Regions from separate parts of the Homo sapiens genome. Here all the other regions are linked to region 3. Evidence: chromatin contacts called from ENCODE Hi-C or POLR2A ChIA-PET data. All regions are on one chromosome and are shown on one strand. The core of a region is the stretch at or near the end of the contact, and the rest is flanking DNA. Distances in the headings are between cores, read along the strand shown. Region 1 holds the start of STK40 (serine/threonine kinase 40). Region 2 holds the start of MRPS15 (mitochondrial ribosomal protein S15). Region 3 holds the start of YARS1 (tyrosyl-tRNA synthetase 1). Region 4 holds the start of ZC3H12A (zinc finger CCCH-type containing 12A).

Region 1 (2,700 bases), core at 201-2,700, 3.6 Mb after region 3:
TAACTTTTTACTCTTCATAATATCTCTCTCTGTTATCATCCTTGTTTTATAGACGAAGACACTGAGGCACAGGGAGACTAAGCAATGTGCCCAGGTACACACAGCTGGAAAGTTGCTGAGCCAGAATTTGAACTCAGGAAGTCTGGCTCCAAAGCCTACTCTTAACCACTATGCTGTCTAGCACTTGCCTCTAGGCAAGGACTCTTGTTGTGGTCATGTGAGAAATGAATGAATGAATGAATGAGGACTGTCTAGATTAACCCAACCAACAACTTGCACAGCACGGCCATTAGGAAGCACTAAAGGAGCTCACAGGCACTGTTTACAAACAAGATTATTTTGGCCCTACAATTACACATTCTGCTCTTCCTTATCTCACGCAAAACTACTCAAAGAGGGAAAGGCGCCCAGCCCAGTATGCCTACCCTCTTCCCCACTGGTTCTCAAAACCAAAGCAAAGCCAACCGGTTTCCTCCAGTGACTTAAAACAGAGCAAAGTCTATCCTGCCACACAGAGGGCGGCTGTCATCTCTTCCTTCCGCTAACAAAAGGGCTTCAAACCTGGGGATTGGGGTGGGCAGAAAACTCGGCATCAGGAATCCGAATGTCCCTACCTAACTGGCTGGAAGGCGGGGCCAAGTGGCGTGGGAATGGGCGGGCCTGACCGGCTCGGCAGGTGAAACACTGACCACAGCAAGCTCTCCTTGGAAAAGGCCGGCCAAACGTGGCCTTGGCAAGCAGGTAGCTGTGACTCGTACCTGAACGCCGCCCGGGATATGAAAATTCCCCAGCAGCGGTAGCGCCCGTGCCAGAGTGAGGGCTCTTGGAGGAAGCCCTGGCTGGCCCTCCCTGGGGACTCGTTCTAACTATCAAGTCACCCTCGGGATTAGGAGGGAAACACGGAGAGGCAGAAGGTGTCTTTTTGGAAAGATCTGGCTGGATTCACACGCCGGTTGCTTCACTCACTGGCTGGGTGACTCTAGGCAAAGCTGGCAGTGCCCACTTCCCAGAGCTGCGGCGGGGACTGAAGCTCCCGCGGCCTCCCGGTACCCGGCGCGAGGCAGCCCTCGCCCCTGCCGCCGGGGAAGGGCAGAGCCCCAGCGGAGGAGGGGGCATTCGCCGGGGCCATTTCTGCTGCACTCAGATGGCTTCAGGCTGTCACTCCGATTCCACCGCCGCGGCCGCCGGGGCCCGCCCCGCCTACCCGCAACCCCCACCCGGCTCCCCGCTCCTGGACCCCTGCCCTCACCTTCGCCGGGTGGTCAGAGCTATTCGCCCATAGTCCGTAGCCCAGAGCCGGGGCTGCTCGGCTCTCCCTCCCGGGGGGCCGGGGCCGGGCTGGAGGCGTGCGAGCCTCTCACCGCCGCCTCCCAGCGCAGCCACCCGAGCCGCCGCCGCCGCCGCCGCCGCCTCCCTCCATGGCTGCGGCGCCGCCACCTGACAACGGAAGTGACGCACCGCCCCCCTCCTCCCCAGCCTTAGCCGCGGCCCCGCCCCCCCGGGCCCCGCCCTCCGCCTGCGTCTCCAGCCCCACGGCTTTCGGATTGGGGCGCCATCTTGACGATGGGCGGAAGACTTCAGGCAAGAGGCCAGAGTCCGATTGAGGATTGGTTCAGGGTGGGGTCTGGGCGAAACCTGTTACACGATTGGAGGCCGAGGCTCTAATGGGGCGGTACTTACTGCTGATCTATATCTGCGGCGAGGCTGGGACGGAGGCACCGCCCCGCCCGACCCCACAGAACCTCGCGGGCCCTACACTCCCCCTGCCGAGGTTGAAGTCCCCAGCGGTTGGAAGATCGGCCAATTGTAGTGTATTTATCAGAAAAGTGACTCATCCTTGATCCTCATTTCCCGGTTTGTGGAACTCTGTGAGGAAAGCCCTGCAGTTAGGCTCAATAAAAGACAGAAATTCCTGTCGCAGCGCTCATAATTCATTTCCCTCTAGGTCTGTCGCCTTTGTAGAAACCCCGAGGATGGCAACCTTCAACCTGGAGATCCCTGAAGCCTTGACCAGGGAGGTTTACAGTGAAGCGTTCCTATTAGCGACTACAGCTATCTAACCTCAGTTCCTCCTGCTGCAGTTTCGGTCCCTTTCTCCTCCTCCTCCAGCAACCACGCCCTCCATGAATCAGCTTCTTGCACCAGCAGATGAGCCCTTTAAAGGGATTGCATCAGGCAAGTGACTCACTGGGGCCCTCTAAGAGCCTGGCTTCCCTCCCTTGGCATGCAGAAGCAGCTAGAAGGGCTCAGTGGCAGCAGCACCAGCGGCCGTAGCCCCACTCCCTTGTCCCAGAGGTGTGAGTCAGGGTGTTTGCTGCTTATGATGTCTAACTCTTGGCTGTCTTTCCAGCTGTCCCCTGGGTCACTCTATATCCATGTGTGGGCACACGTGTCTAAGCTTGTGTGCACTGCTGGGTTTTCCTAGGGTGTGTGGCCACTTGTGTGTATGTGCATTTGTCATCTCCACATAGGCAGTGCCAGGACACAAGAGCTGATATGAGTGAAGTCTGGCTGCCTCTACCTGTGTCCTTTGTCTCTGAATGCCTGGTGCCCACTGAGCTGCTGATAGGGCTGACTAACAAGAGTAATCAGGACAGCTCCCACCGTTGTGCCACACTCTGCATGGAGCACTTGAGACAGTATTAGGTAGGAGGCTGTTTACAGCTGAGGAAGCCAGTGCTCAGAGAAGGAAATTAATGT
Region 2 (2,997 bases), core at 175-2,674, 3.6 Mb after region 3:
ATTTCTTTCTTTTTTGTTTTTTTGAGATGGAGTCTCGCTCTGTCACCCAGGCTGGAGTGCAGTGGCACGATCGGCTCACTGCAACCTCCACCTCCCAGGTTCAAGCGATTCTCCTGCCTCAGCCTCCTGAGTAGCTGGGATTACAGGCGCGCGCTACCACACCTGGCTAATTTTTTTCTGTATTTTTAGTAGAGACGAGGTTTCACCATGTTGGCCAGGCTGGTCTCGAACTCCTGAACTCAAGTGATCTGCCCACCTTGGCCTCCCAAAGTGTTGGGATTACAGGCGTAAGCCACCGCGTCCGGCCCCAGATAATAAATTCTAATATATACTATCAATATATTTAATTGAGCACAGCGTTAAGGGTGCTTTTCGTGTATTATCGCTGAATCCTAACAATCCTTGCAAATGGATACTTTCACACTCATTTTAGAAATAAGAATCAGAGAGAGGAAGTACCTTGCCCCATATCATTTACCTAATAAGAAGGATCTTAACTACTATGCATACTGAGTTGCAATGGGAAATTACATCCTGCATCTCAGAAGCGCAGACACAAAGTGCCATACTCTAGGTAGGCCTGGGTGGTGCCAGCCATGCACTCCCTCTGGGAAGCTCATTTTCACTCATTCACCTGGAAAGCTCCTGCTCCCGCCCTTCACACCCCTCTGTCCCCATACAGGCTGCAGGCCTAGGGCTTTGTGTAAGGTGGACGTGGGGTCTTTTGCTCAGGACCTCTGGCTCACCTCATCTAGTGGCTCTAATTCGCCACATCGGTCCCCTTACCCACCCCAGCCTTCCAGGAGGTCTCTCTTCCGCCCCAAGTCCCACCTTAGGAACTCCTACCTGGTTTCCGGACGACATATCCGCGCGCGGCCTGGAGGAGGAGACCTACGCAGAAAAGAGAGGGCTGAGGACCATCTCCTTAAATAGCCCACCCCTCAGTTCCTTTCTGTGCCCCTCGCATTGCCCGTCCGCCACGGTCTATGCGCTTCTGAACCTAACCGCTGCCCCATTTCTTCCCTACCCCTTGTCTCTCACATCTTGTTTCACCTCTTGCGCAACCACCGCCCTTTCCCCCTTATCCTGACCGCTGTATATCTCCCCTACTCCTGTGCTTCCTTATTCCCTATCTTCGCCGAACCCTGTTTCCCTACGCCCGCCGTCCCATTTCTCAGCTCCTCACTTCGAGGCTGCAGGCCCCACTGGTTGAAAGGAAACTTGGCGCTCCCACCGCCCGGCAGCCCGGGTACTAGGACCTGGGTAACTGCCCGGGTCCGAATCAAACTCAGCGTCCTCCACGCGACCCTCAGCATGGTGACCTCTAACCCCCGCGGGGCCCGCGCCGCGGCCGCCGTTCGCTTTGCGGCACGGACCGGGTTACATGGGCGCCGCCATGCTGGCCCAGGATCGACCAATCGAGGCAGTTGCAATACCGGAGCAGACGAAGACCGAGAGAATGGATTAGGTGGCGTGACTCTGATGACGCAACGCACGGGGCGGAGCTCAGAGACCGGGTTCCCGCTGCGCGTGATCGGGCCGTGGTGGTTGTGTGCCCACGTTTAGCAGCGTGCTGGGGTGCTGTATAAATTCTAAAATGCCACTTTTTGGAGGGCATGCGTTCCGTCCTTAATCTCATTCCTGGCCCTCGGGCCAGGGTTATTTTGGGAGGTCCATGGCGCCTGCGGTAGCCTTCTACCCCCAACCCAATCCCCTCTCCACCCCACCTCACCCCTCCCTTAGACAAGGATGGGACCGTGTAAGAACTACTACTGGGTTTCAGCCATGTCTCTGGCAGCCTCGTAGCCTGGAGACTAAAGTCGCTGAGTTTGGAATCGCACAGTCCTGGTCTGGAATCCTAACTCAGCCATTTACTCAACATGTGATCTTGTGGGCAAGTCACTTAACCTATGTGGGCCCTGTAGGGATAGTAATAACAATATCTCTCTTTTAGGTTGTTGAGAGGATTAACTGAGTTGTATGCAGACCACCTGGTATATAGTGAGCATTTAGTAAATCTTTACGGTGACGTTATTTGTGAAATGAGTGGTGTAAGGGTGGATACAAATTAGAAGAAAAAGAAAATTTAATTTTCCCTGGCGCAAAAAGGGAAAAGACTCCTTCCCCTCACTTTTCTGAGAGCATTTACTTTAGAAAACTTGTAATTGTGAATACTTTCTCTACTGCTTTGCGATGAATGTAAATCTTCTTAAAAGGTAAATAAACCTCTTGCCAGTTTTACAACCCCGGAATGTTTTTCTCAAGGACCTGGGGGCCAACCCTTTGAAATGTAATAATTAAGGAAGATAGTGCTCTCTCTCAGTTCCTGTGGGAGGGTAGGAGCCTAACTTCAGTTGGTGCCTAGCTCTTAGTTGCAACCTACCCTTTGTTATAAAGATAGGGGAAATCGATTTTTCCTTTGGATAAAGGCAATTAGCAGACACAGGTGGCTTCCCACTTACCAGGTAAATTTAGAGTGAGGTGCAGCCAAGTCCTCTTGCTTGAGGACCAGTTATTGTTTATCTTGAGAAAATGGATACAGTAAGTTGTATTCACTTTGCTACATAAAAGAGTAAGATTTTTGTCTCTTTGCAGTCTCTTTAGTGGATCACCAGTGTATCACATTCCGGTTTAATGCTTATTCAATAATAACACTGTTTTCTTTCTTTTCTACCCTTGTGAAGAGGTTTTCTGCGTTGGCAGGGGATTTTGTCTTTAATTTTATTTCCCCAACAGGGGTTAGTTTTTCCAAAGTCTCTTCACCGTGTCCCACCGCACTGTCACTCCCCCCGTGTAACCCATGCCACTGTGCCCTAAGGATCAGTTTTCAAGTCTCCACCACTAGAATGCAGCTCTCTGAGGGTGAACTGAGCTGAGTCGTTTGCATAGGGCCTAGATACTGAGAGCTAGCAGAAGGAAGCAAGGGAAGGAAGGAGGGAAGGAAGGAAGGGAAAGGAAGGAAGGGAGGAAGGAAGGGGGGAAGGAAGGGAGGGAGGA
Region 3 (2,984 bases), core at 307-2,806:
GTTTTATTAGATAGTGTGATGGTTGTGGCCGGGAGCCGTGGCTCACGCCTGTAATCCCAGCACTCTGGGAGGCCAAGGAGGGTGGATCACGAGGTCAGGAGATCGAGACCACCCTGGCTAACACGGTGAAACCCCGTCTCTACTAAAAATACAAAAAATTAGCCGGGCGTGGGGGCGGTCACCTGTAGTCCCAGCTACTCGGGAGGCTGAGGCAGGAGAATGGCGTGAACCTGGGAGGCGGAGGTTGCAATGAGCCGAGATTGGGCCACTGCACTCCAGCCTGGGCGACAGAGCGAGACTCCGCCTCAAAAAAAAAAAAAAAAAAAAAGATAGTGTGATGGTTGCACAACCTTGTGAACATACTAAAACCCACTGAATTGTGCACTTTAAAAGGGTGAATTTTATAGTATGTGAAGTACATCTCTAAAAAGAAAAAACAGAACAGGCTGTGTGGCCCAACTGATTTATCACTACTCTTAGAAGGAAGCCCAATTTAAAATTGAACAGAATAAGGCCTGCAAGGCTCCCGTGACTTGGTCCCTGCCTACCTCTCTTAAACAAATAAATAAAATGTATACTATGTAGAAACAATAACAAAAAAAAGGCAGAGCAAGGTATGGGGCAGTTCTGGTGCCAGAGGGTTTGTTATTTAAATAAAGTGGTCGGAAATCATGCGTCGCTGATAAGGTGACAACAGTCAGAAGCCTGAAAAAGTTAAGGGGTAAGCAATATAAATATTTAAGTGCTTCCTCATAACTTTGCTCACTCCACTCCAGCTAAATTTGCCACAATTTCTGTTTCCTCCATCTGAAATGCTCTCCCTCCTTATTCTTCCATTCTTCCTCTGGTTCACTTCTACTCCTGTAGTTCTTGGTAACAAACGGAACATTTGTGGAGTGAGGGGGGGGGATCCATTTCCTTCAAGGCGCAGTTTGGAGGTCACTTCCTCAGGGAAGCCTTCCCTTCTCTCTTTCCCTTTAAAGCTCCCAGTATAGCATCTTCCAGTACTTACTTGAACCGTAATGGGTCATTTTTAACGTCTGATCCCCTTCAGACAAGCTCTGGCAGGCCCTTGACGTATCCCCAGCGACTAAGCACCACGTCTGGCACTTAATAGGGGGGTGGAATGGGAGTCCTGGATTCAAAGTTTGGCTCCAACACAAGACAACTGGACGCAAGAGGTGAGCCCACTGTGATTTCTGGGGAACCCAGGGAAGGGCTGCTTGATTGACTGACCGACCAGCAGTGAGATCTACAGGCTCTCTCAGAGCTGCGCCAGCGCCGAGTCCCCGGCCCCACATACTTAGAACCCCGTAATGGGGCTCAAAATCACTGAACCTCGGGCTCCTAATCCCCAACGGCGCATTTCCAACCCCCAGGCCTGACCTGCAGGTTCCGGGTGATAAGGTGCAGTTTCTCTTCAGGGCTGGGAGCGTCCCCCATGGCTCCGCTACCCCTGCTTCCCCCGCTCAGCCCGGCACCAGAGCCCCTTCCTGGGTCACCGTCGCCGCCGCGTGCCGGGAACTGTCACGCGAGTCCAGCCAGGTTGCATCAGCTGGGCTCGGCGCTCCGCTTACTCGGCCTGGACCCCTCCGGCAGCGGCCGGAAAAAGTGAGGAGCAGCAGAGAGTCGAGCAGGTCGATGAGACGGGAAAAGGTGGAGCCAGTGGGCACGGTGGGCGGTGCGGAGGGCGGGGCTGAGGCGCCTGAGCGGGGCACAACCCTCCTAGAGGCGGGACGGTTTCCTGCCAATCACTGCTGGTTTGCCCTCCCCCTGGTGTTGGCCCGGCTGACTCGGGGTAGGGGAGGTCGGGGAGGGGGCGATAAAATGGCGCAGGGGGCGGAGTGAGGCGCAGTCGTTCGCCCAGGCTTTGGCCCGGCTTCCGGAGGTGAAGAGCGGGAGGGACGAGGGGGTCGGCGTTACCCGGCTTGGAGGGGGATGGGGGCGCCTGTTGCTTCTCCAGGGGGTTGCGCACGCCGTCCGCCCCTTGGAGGGATTGGGAGGCCCACGCCCTGCTGCGAGAAGGGCGCGTTCTAGCTCCTGAGGTGATGGCGAGGGAATGTCCCTGCCCCTCCACCTCCAAGTCGGCGGGCGACAGATGCCCCTCACCCCGCTGAGGAAAAGGGAAGCTCCCTGGTCGTCTTGAGAGTCGGGGAGCGCCGTCTGCAGTCCCCTGCCCAGTGGGGGTGGGGGCCGCCTCTGTCCCGGCCGGCTCGGCGGGAGGCTGTTGCTGGCGGGAAGATAGCCGCGGGCTTTTCTGCCGCGTCTCGCGGGTGGGGGCAGGAAGAGGACGACCCATTCCCTGGGGAGATCTGAGGACGGTGGTCCCCGGGAGAGGAGCGCACAGCACAGGCCTGCTGAGGGGCGGGTTTGCCCCTACTGGGGGAGGGGCGGGGAGAAAACTCTCGCTTCTCCCGCTTTCCGCCGGGAGGCGGGAATTCGCGGTGTCCCCGGGGGAGGGAGACGCAAAGGCCCTTCCTGGAAGGCGACACCGTCCCGGGCCGTTGCATTTGTGAGAGAGAGCCAAGGCAGTATCCTCCAAAGGTTGGGCCTGGGCCACCCTTTCTCCGGCTCCTCAAGGGCTGGAGGCGGCGTCACCAGTTACTTCCAGGGCAAGAGGGAAAGCAGTTATTACCTCAGTGGGCCCTGGAAAGGTCCTAGAAGTGGTTGAATTGCCCACGGCCTGCCCTAACCTGATCTCCGGTGTTTTGTGTATTTATTAGGGACTCCAAGCTCTACCAGACCTGCCTGAAGTGTTTTAAAGCACATTTTCTTTTTGAAAAGAAACCTGTTGCTGCAGCTTAGCGCATCTGTTCTCTGTGTCCATGTGGGAGGAGAATCCTGGCACCCTCATCTAGTGAAATGTTACCTAAAGCAAAGATTTGCAGCCCTGGGTTGTTTTTTCCGTCCTGCAGTGTTTTTAGTTACTTCGAAGGAATTTGCAAAACTGTTACAGATAATTTCAGTTCTTTTTGATTTTTTGT
Region 4 (2,802 bases), core at 10-2,509, 4.7 Mb after region 3:
CATGTACAGTTGTGTCTATGGTGTCTTTTACAATAAACAAGTATTTATTATAACACTAGCACTTATAGGATACATGCCTATGATGAGGTAGAGAGAATGTAACAAAGGACTGGCACATAGTAAGCACTGGTGGCATGTGGCTCTGTCCTCCAGCGTGTGGGCTCTGTGTTTTCTCTCTCTCTCTCTCACTCACACACACGCACGCACACACACACACACACATAGGAAGCCAGGCTCCCCTCTGCCCTCAGTCACTCGTGGTTCACAAAAATGGCAAATAATAGGAGCACTAGAATAGGAGCTCTCCATCCTGGTTCGAGTCTTTCCAGCTGGGGCAGTTTAGCCTTTGCAGAATTTCTCAAGGGTAACATCAGCATAATGACCTCTGTCTGTAAGCCCGTGAGTGTAAGCCTGTAAAGTGCTGTGCTCATGCGAGGGATCAGGTCTGACCTGGGAAACTAAAAGCATCTTCATGGAGCAAGGGTGCTCCTCCAGTGGGGGCGCTCAGTGAGTTCTGCGGTATGGGTGACAGTATTCTTGTGTGGACAGTATTCATGTGGTGATTGGGGTAAATGGCCCTCTTTTGCCTGGTTTTCTGCCTCGGTCATTGTGCATCTGCTGACTGAACCTGCCTTTTGGTCCTAGTAAAGTACAGATTTCAGGAAAAGTGTACCTGGCCCCGGGGGTGGCCAACCTCTGTGTGACGGCTTTAAGCACAGTGTGTCTTGAGGGGGCCTGACTCCATCTGAAAAGTGCCTGTCTGGATGTACCTGTCTATAACCATGGACCTGCCTCCAAGGTGCGTGGACCAACCTCCGCGTACCTGATTCACTCGATGCGCACCTGGCCGTACGTAGCTTCATCAGGCAGGGTGTACCTGTCAAGTTCTTAGGTCCGAGTGTTCGCGGCTTTACCTGTCCTGGTACCGCCGTCCGCACCTCGGTCAGTGCGTCCCCGGCAGGTGCGTGTACCTGATTCAGTCCGTGCTTATCTTGCGCATACGGGCCGTTCAGTGTCCCGCTCGGAGCTCGTCGCCGCCGCAGCCTTGAGGCTCCGACCCCCGCTTGGGCCCCGTCCGGCGCGCAGCGGCCGCGGGGGCGGGGCCGCGACGCGAGGAGCGGAGCAGGAAGGGGCGAGGCAGCCCCGCCCCCGGGGCGGTCTCCCGGGACGGCCCCGCCCCTTGCCCGCTTCCGCGTCAGTGCCTCACCACCACCTGCCCGCGCGCCGCCCCATATAAAGGCGCCGCCGTCCTTACCCCCAGGACTCGGCCCCATGGAGACGCCGCCGGCCGCCGCTGGCGCATGGCGGGGTGAGGCGCGGCGGGGAGGGTGCGGGCCTCGGCGGGGAAGCGGCAGGGAGCGCTCCGGCGGGGTCCGAGCCGAGCCGAGGGGAGGGGACGGGAGGGGACGGGAGGGGTGGAGAGGGGAGGGGACGGAAGGGTCGGGGTCCTGTTCCCCGGCCCGCCGGGCCTCAGGACCCCTCCAACTTTGCCCAAGTTGGGAGAGCCGGGGAAGAGCACCAGGTTCCTGATCGGGATCGCGGGCCGAGCAAGCGCGGGTCTCGGGCCGGGACAGCCTCGGCGTCACCAGCTCCCGGCAGCCAACCAAAGTTTTCCAGCAACTTTTCTCCCCACGGGTCACCCCAGAAACTTGCCCTCCCCGGCTCCGGGAGTCCGGCCATGGGCCTTGCGCTGCCTGGGCCTGAGCTCTGAGTGCCGGACGGGTGGGCGAAAGTGGTGGCCTCAGTGGGGAAGCCTTGGGCCCCGCAACGCACTTCCAGCCCCAGGATTCCATCTGAGAGCCCCGTCCCTGCCTTCTGGGTCCCCTGGGTTGGCGTGGGGGTTCGAGGCTTTACAGCTGGGGTAGTTCCAGTCTTAGTTCAGACTAAGTTCCGATCTTCGAGCCACCAGCTAACAGCTGGATGACCTTGAGCACGTTTTTAATGTCTGTGCCTCAGTTTCTCCCTTTATAGAATGGGAATGGGAATGCCTAGCTGGGAGAGCTTTTGAGAGGACAACCTGAACTAATAACACGATGCAGTGTGTAGTGCCACCAATCCCTCATCCTGCTGGATGTGGTTTTGGGAGGGAGGTTAGGAGAGAGCGCTATTCACCGTCCCTAACCCTGTTGGTTGTTCAGTAGGAGCTGTGGCGCGGGGCCTTCCAGGAGTCTGAGCTATGAGTGGCCCCTGTGGAGAGAAGCCTGTCCTGGAAGCCAGCCCCACCATGAGTCTGTGGGAATTTGAGGACAGCCACAGCCGTCAGGGCACCCCAAGGCCGGGTCAAGAGCTGGCCGCTGAGGAGGCCTCGGCCCTGGAACTGCAGATGAAGGTGGACTTCTTCCGGAAGCTGGGCTATTCATCCACGGAGATCCACAGCGTCCTGCAGAAGCTGGGCGTCCAGGCAGACACCAACACGGTGCTGGGTGAGCTGGTGAAACACGGGACAGCCACCGAGCGGGAGCGCCAGACCTCACCGGACCCCTGCCCTCAGCTCCCTCTAGTCCCGCGGGGTGGTGGCACCCCTAAGGCTCCCAACCTGGAGCCTCCACTCCCAGAAGAGGAAAAGGAGGGCAGCGACCTGAGACCAGTGGTCATCGATGGGAGCAACGTGGCCATGAGGTAAGTGTCACTTCTGTGGCCAGGACACATGAGGTTCGCATCTCTCCTGTGGCCAGGACACATGGAAGGATGACTGTCTCTGCAGCTCTGGTGGGCTGGAAGAAGTGACTTCCTTCTTAGGGACTGGTCTAGAGGGAGGGAAAGCCTTTTATGAGGCTAGGGTCGCGCTACTGGTAAGTGACA

Evidence for each region. A loop is a pair of places that touch in the nucleus more often than their neighbours do. ChIA-PET counts read pairs that join two places held with the same protein, here RNA polymerase II (POLR2A). Pooled maps may share reads with other maps.
Region 1: a loop to region 3 is called in a pooled map, with 13 times the contacts of the local background. The contact joins the promoter of STK40 here to the promoter of YARS1 in region 3. A Hi-C loop is called at or near these places in 1 of 37 single-sample maps with no recorded cell type and 7 of 50 pooled maps. POLR2A ChIA-PET finds 5 or more read pairs at or near these places in 2 of 52 experiments (GM12878 and activated CD4-positive, alpha-beta T cell).
Region 2: a loop to region 3 is called in a map of naive thymus-derived CD4-positive, alpha-beta T cell, with 14 times the contacts of the local background. The contact joins the promoter of MRPS15 here to the promoter of YARS1 in region 3. A Hi-C loop is called at or near these places in 1 of 168 maps with a recorded cell type or tissue (naive thymus-derived CD4-positive, alpha-beta T cell), 1 of 37 single-sample maps with no recorded cell type and 12 of 50 pooled maps.
Region 4: a loop to region 3 is called in a map with no recorded cell type, with 8 times the contacts of the local background. The contact joins the promoter of ZC3H12A here to the promoter of YARS1 in region 3. A Hi-C loop is called at or near these places in 1 of 37 single-sample maps with no recorded cell type and 7 of 50 pooled maps. POLR2A ChIA-PET finds 5 or more read pairs at or near these places in 1 of 52 experiments (T-cell).

Annotation. Positions count from the first base shown.
Region 1 is chr1:36,384,474-36,387,173 of GRCh38, forward strand. STK40 (serine/threonine kinase 40) reads right to left here and starts at 1,451. Exons shown (of 11, transcript NM_001282547.2): 1 at 1,250-1,451. LOC124904012 (a long non-coding RNA gene) reads left to right here and starts at 1,718. Exons shown (of 2, transcript XR_007065779.1): 1 at 1,718-1,854; 2 at 1,946-2,700. RefSeq lists silencers at 609-658, 959-1,028, 1,179-1,558 and enhancers at 1,765-2,700, 1,789-1,898, 1,929-2,298.
Region 2 is chr1:36,462,960-36,465,956 of GRCh38, forward strand. MRPS15 (mitochondrial ribosomal protein S15) reads right to left here and starts at 1,425. Exons shown (of 8, transcript NM_031280.4): 1 at 1,187-1,425; 2 at 847-891. The coding sequence starts at 1,316. RefSeq lists enhancers at 433-1,336, 732-1,931, 1,331-1,580, 1,337-2,238.
Region 3 is chr1:32,815,802-32,818,785 of GRCh38, forward strand. YARS1 (tyrosyl-tRNA synthetase 1) reads right to left here and starts at 1,557. Exons shown (of 13, transcript NM_003680.4): 1 at 1,387-1,557. The coding sequence starts at 1,443. S100PBP (S100P binding protein) reads left to right here and starts at 1,852. Exons shown (of 7, transcript NM_022753.4): 1 at 1,852-1,888. RefSeq lists enhancers at 669-1,170, 1,171-1,670, 1,419-1,728, 2,096-2,265, 2,699-2,808.
Region 4 is chr1:37,473,321-37,476,122 of GRCh38, forward strand. ZC3H12A (zinc finger CCCH-type containing 12A) reads left to right here and starts at 1,260. Exons shown (of 6, transcript NM_025079.3): 1 at 1,260-1,309; 2 at 2,139-2,619. The coding sequence starts at 2,177. It overlaps LITATS1 (lncRNA induced by TGF-beta and antagonizes TGF-beta signaling 1), which reads right to left and starts at 1,123. Exons shown (of 3, transcript NR_038842.1): 1 at 824-1,123. RefSeq lists silencers at 435-534, 995-1,454 and an enhancer at 2,105-2,204.